Regions from separate parts of the Homo sapiens genome. Here region 1 is linked to region 2. Evidence: read pairs that join two places in POLR2A ChIA-PET (ENCODE). Cell type or tissue: PC-9. All regions are shown on one strand. Links, peaks and the distances in the headings refer to the core of each region. The heading gives the core; the rest is flanking DNA.

The links. Peaks named below come from ENCODE experiments on the same cell type or tissue, not always from the same donor. Only the 100,000 strongest peaks of a DNase experiment are listed, where the experiment ranks them.
Region 1: POLR2A ChIA-PET joins it to region 2 with 7 read pairs; 1 of 35 experiments calls an interaction of 5 or more read pairs at or near these places.

The regions. Positions count from the first base shown.
Region 1 is chr2:223,813,635-223,816,559 of GRCh38, reverse strand. All of the region lies in intron 1 of AP1S3 (adaptor related protein complex 1 subunit sigma 3), which reads left to right. Among named protein-coding and RNA genes, the nearest start is that of AP1S3, 22 kb to the left of the region's middle. In PC-9, for the core only: no CTCF peak of the experiment used is centred there; a DNase peak (open chromatin) is centred at 1,209; H3K4me3 peaks cover 619 bases; H3K27ac peaks cover 2,321 bases.
Region 2 is chr2:222,877,729-222,880,653 of GRCh38, reverse strand. All of the region lies in intron 1 of ACSL3 (acyl-CoA synthetase long chain family member 3), which reads right to left. Among named protein-coding and RNA genes, the nearest start is that of ACSL3, 18 kb to the right of the region's middle. In PC-9, for the core only: no CTCF peak of the experiment used is centred there; DNase peaks (open chromatin) are centred at 1,173, 1,603 and 2,163; H3K4me3 peaks cover 715 bases; H3K27ac peaks cover 2,486 bases.

The DNA.
Region 1 (2,925 bases), core at 200-2,699, 940 kb before region 2:
GGTATTATGGGACCCTATCCACGGTCTCCTGTGAATACTTGCTATCTGTTCCTTGCTGTTGGTTCTCGTGATTGTTAAGGTTTGTGGCTACTCACATTTCATGCTTCTCTTAGCAAAGCTACGTGTTCATGGCCCGGAAACCTGGCTTTGCTTAAAAAGACCGTTTGATCTCTTCGTTTGTTTTTGGCAAGTGACCAGTTGAAGTAGTTTTTTTTTTTTCAGAAGCATGGGGGAGGAAGGAAGGAATAATTGCCCACTATCTGTCATAGCGGTTTATCATCAAATAAATTATATTGCATTCCTCTTTTAACCAATTAACCCAACTGGTGATAAAGTAGTACGGTAAGTCCTCACTTAACACTGTTGATATGTTCTTAGAAACTGTGTCTTTAAGCAAAATGACACGCTGTATGCCCGTGGAACTTGAAGAAAGGAACTTGACTTTCTATTTTTAAGAGGTCTTCCTTTAGTGTCCAGGCTGGAGCGCAGTGGCATGATCACGGCTCACTGCAGCCTCAGCCTCCCAGGCTCAAATGATCCTCCCACTTCAGCCTCCTGAGTAGCTGGGACCACAGGCATATGCCACCATACCCAGATAATTTTTGTATTTTTTGTACAGATGTGGTTTCACTGTGTTGCCCAGGCTGGTCTCGAACTCCTGGGCTCAAGCTGTCTTCCTCCCTTAGCCTCCCGTAGTGCTAGTATTAGAGACCTGAGCCACTGCCTGTCCCTGACTCTTGTTTCTATCAATTAGCCTGTGGCAAAATTAGTTTTGTTACATAGTATGTTGTTTTGCTTAAAGTTGCAGTTTTCAAGAATCTATTGCTGAAGTTAAGTGAGGGCTTAAAAACTGTATTATATTCTGTGGAATACAGAGTACTGTATGCATAAGAACAGTTTATATGCTTGGATTATTTGCTGTGGAATTAAAACACTTTTATATTTATTAGGAAACTAAGACTGATTACCTTAGTTTTTCAGGGTTCACAAGTTTGGTTGGCTTTACAAATCTATGCATGCATTCATTTTAGGTTGGTTAGTACCGCAGTCCTCAGGAATTTGAAGGTGGCTCGTAAACTTGGGAGGGAAAGTGATTTTTGTTTTGAGAGTTGGGTCAGACCCTAAAGAATCATTACTTAGGGCTGACTGGAATTAATTAACCTGATCTTTCTGCTTTCCTTGGATTGCATCCAAAATCAACCCTGGTTGGTTTCTGCCAGCATTAGCTCCTTCAAAGTCTGCCTCTCAAAGATGTGTCATAGACTACAGCCCATGACTAAAATTTACCAAGCAAGGAGAACTGATGACTGTGTTCTTGGTTTGATGCCAAAAAGTACTCAAAGATTTTTCCAACATGGTTTATGGCACATTGACATTTATTTTCAGAATCAGTGGTATTGTTTTGCTAACTCTGTCACCCTATTGGTAAAATCAATCGAAAGTCTAAGTCAAATACTAAATCACATTTATTTAAAATAAAGATTGGGGCCAGGTGCACTGGCTCATGCCTATAATCCCAGCACTTTGGGAGGCCAAGGCAGGAAAATTGCTTGAGCCCAGGAGTTCAAGACCAGCCTGGCAACATAGTGAGACACCCCTTTCTACAGATAAAAGAATTAGCCCGGAGTGATAGTGTGTACCTGTGGTCCCAGCTACTTGGGAGGCTAAGGCAGGAGGATCTCCTGAGCCCAGGAGGTTGAGGCTGCAGTGAGCTGTGATCGTGCCATTGTACACCAGCCTGGGTGACAGAGTAAGACCCTGTTTCAAATTAAAGAAAAATAAATAAACATTGAGTCTTAGTTCTTATTGTCAGCCTGAAATCTCCTGTATAGTCTTAGAACGCCTGTCATATTTTTTAGTTTAATGTGCAAACCTCATTTTGATTGAAGTGTAACTAAGTAGTTTCTATATTTGAAATGAGAATGTTTTGTAAATAGTGGATGTTCATGTGACCAGTGAGAATTTCGTTTGTGAAGTTTGTTAGGGTCTTTGGAAAACTAGCCCCATGTTCAAATCCCTGATTACTTTGTCCTGGAGGGCCAGGAATGGTCTAAATGTTACCTTTCAAGTACATTTGATTTCAGAATTAGGTGATGCCTGAGAAGCAGAAAGGCCAACCCCTTGTCATTTTTGCCGCTTTATTTAACTTCTTGTAGTGGACATGGTCTTTGCTGAGGCTGCCGGCTATGAACTAGATGGGGCAGAACAGAACGTGAAAGGCAGAGAACAGCCACGTCCCATTGTTAACACAGAAAACAAAGAACAGAGTGTGAGATACCTAGTGATGCCAGCCGTATCCACTGAGGCCTCTTCCCACTGTTTTTTCTCTTACTTGCTTCTTGAAGTCTTTCTCCCAGAGTCACAGAAGGTTAGGGCCACTCAGGGTTGGAAAGCTCCTGCCACTTCCATTTTCGGAAGCCACTGGTATGTTAAAAAATGAAGGTAGTGTGGAAACAAGGTTATAAATATTGGGGCACATCTGACGCTAGTTGGTGGCACATTTTAAAGGCTTGTGCTTAACAAGTTAATGAATGTGTCATTTATAAAATACTGGGTACTTTCATTTTGCCTTCTGCAGAATGTTTTAAGGATTTGTAAAGATGCATGGGTCCACTCACTGTGCATGCCAGGAGCTTAAGCTTGGAATAGGACATGTGCTTATTGATGTATAAAGGACGTCTCTGTCTTTTGGCCTCATTGGGGTTTCTCTGTGACAGCCTAAATAAGGCCATGATTCTAAGCATGGGACCCTTTGTGGATGTGAGGGCTGCCCCTCCCTTCTTACCTCTTTCACTCAAGGAACTACCTTCTATTCTGAGGATGATTTGTTTGTCTTTGCTATCCCATACACTGGTGTTCAACTTTTAGAAAATGTCTTATGAAGGGATAGAGGGGCTGTGTCAGAGTGTATTTAGCTCAGCTATG
Region 2 (2,925 bases), core at 184-2,683:
GGTTTCACCGTGTTAGCCAGGATGGTCTTGATCTCCTGATCTCGTGATCCGCCCACCTTGGCCTCCCAAAGTGCTGGGATTACAGGCATGAGCCACCGCGCCCGGCCAAAAATTGACAGTTTTTTTATATATTATTAATCACCAGTTAGAAATTGAAACGGAAATATAGTCACAATAGCAAACGCAAGTTTAAAATACTTCATGTAATATAACATTCATATTTACATATGGGTGTCTGTGTATGTAAAATGCTACTGATAGACACACACAAAAAAACCCTGAATATATGAAAAGACAGACTTGCTCCTGAGTAGAAAGGATAAATGTAATTCTGCCAAAATTAACCCATAAACCAAATGCAATCCCAATGAAAATCCTACTAGGATTTTTCTTACGTGTTTGTTTTGTATGCTTATGTGATATATTAATTCTAACATTTATCTAGAAGAAAAAACTTTGAGAAACAGCATATTTAATGCATATTTGCCCTATTCCATATCAAAACACGAATTGTTAATACAGAATTTTAAAACCAGAAATAGTCATGGGACTTTTGTATATGGCAATAGTGACATCACAGATCAGCAGGTAAAATCTTATTCAGTAAGTTGCACAGCATCAAAGAAAAATTTTAACAGAGGTAGTAGCTGAATTAAGTCCTGGAAAGATGAGAAGCAGATCCCTGAAGCAAACAACCAGCCTAGTAATACCTCTCTTCCACAGCTCCCATATTCCATAAATAGAAAAAAAAAAAAAAGGTTTATTATTGGTCTTTATTCTGATTCTGAAACAGTCTCCAGTGATGTCAACCCACAGTCCACATTGCCTGGCCTACGACTGTTGGGAAGGGAAGCACTGGCTCTGTTTCACATATGTGATACTGTTCTGTCCCCATCTCCAACACCGCAGACTACGGCAAATGTGTGCATCCACAGGTATCCAGCAGACCTGTGACCAGTGAAGCCTGTATCAAAAACATGAATGTGCTGGTCCAATCATACTCTTCTGTCCAAAACTTGGAATGGGGTATGGAATTGGAGAGAGACAGAAGCAGCTAAGAGGACTGTCAAAATAAACTCATCTTTCAAGATGCAGGATGAGTATAATTACCCACAGACAAAGCTGAATAAATCCCTCCAGGCTCTTATTCCTCCTTCACTCCTGCCTAACAGGGAGGCATGGGTGAGCATACAGTGAGTAATCACAAGTAGCCTGAGATCGCTGGAACACAGGAAATATATGGGGGGAGTTAGCAATGAAAATGTTGTAGATAGCATGAGATCGGTTTTCAAGTAAAGCATTTAACTAAATTTGTTTTTTATTTTATTTTATTTTTTTGAGACAGTCTCGCTCTGTCCCCCAGGCTGGAGTATAGTGGCACCATCTAGGCTCACTGCAATCTCCACCTCCTGGGTTCCAGCAATTCTCCTGCCTCAGCCTCCCACGTAGCTGGGATTACAAGCGCCCGCCACCATGCCCGGCTAATTTTGGTATTTTTTGTAGAGACAGGGTTTCACCCATGTTGACCAGGATAGTCTTGAACTCCTGACCTCAGGTGATCCACCCGCCTTGGCCTCCCAAAGTGTCGAAATTACAGGTGTGAGTCACTGTTCCCAGTCCTAAATGTGTGTTGTTGTTTTTTTTAAGAATGATTACTTGGGTCAACACAGAAAATAAACCGAAAGGGATTCCAGGTATGTGGTTATTACCACAGCCCAAGTGATGAAGTGCAGAATTTAAGGCAGTAGACACAGAAGAAACAGGACCAACTGTACAGGCTTCTCTGAGGTAAAATTAGTAGGACCTGTCAGGTAGGATGTATAGAGTAAGGGCTCTGAAAATTAAAGTCTACATTTCCAGAATGAAAGAATGGTGGCGTGTAACGAGGAATACAAGAAGAACAGACACAAATATGAGCGCATAAATATAGGGCTGGATGTTAAGTTTGTGGGAAAGACCAGAAGAGAGATTCACTATATTGTTAGAAATACAGGGCTGGGGCTCCAAACAGCTGAAGATGCAGAGGTCACAGTCATCATTGACTCTATTCATAGAACACAGAATTCCTCAGAAACAGTATATTCAATTGTAGGATAAAGGATTAAGGGCAGATGCCAGAAGAACCAACAAGAAAGGTAAAGGAACAGGAAACAGTGCCCTAGAAGCCAAAGACAAACACTTGTTGTCAGGAGTGTCAACAAGGCTGCAGAGAAGGCGATAAGCAGCAATGACATTAAAGTACAGCAAGCAGTGGGCCTGGCCTGAAACAATCCATCGCTTTCCTGCCTTCACAATCACATAATTTTTTAAATTACATTAGCATATATTACTCAACCAGTTAGTACATATTTACCAACAGAAAAGCTATTCTTCAGGAATTCCTGAGCTTCCATTAATAAGTATATACTGGTCATTCTGATATGAGATTTTTGGCCTTCCAAAAATTTTCTGGTAATATATTCAAATCTTTCAACTCAATTTAATAAATGCTTACTCAGTATCTCATGTCCATTACTGTGCTAGGTGGCAGGGATGCAGAGACTGATTCATTCATTCAACAAATGTGAGTGTCTCCTATACGCTGGGCACTGGGTGTGCAGCAGTGAATAAAGCACAGTATCTTTCTTTCTAGTGGAAGAATAAATTAAACTTACTCTCCCTGAAGGAGCTCAAAAGAAACACATTATGTTCTTGACTTATCTAAGAAAGACAGCAAATATAATTATTTCATAAAGCTATTTGAAATTAATAACAAGAAACAAAAACTGTGATCACCTATAATTAACATGCCTGTACTCTGGCATCATGTAATACAAAGAAATTTTATTAACTTAAATACACAGCTCCCAATTGTCTACGGGTAAATTATCCATGCATCAAGGGCAATTCCCAAATAGTGACTCACAATTCTGGGTAGTGTTCCAT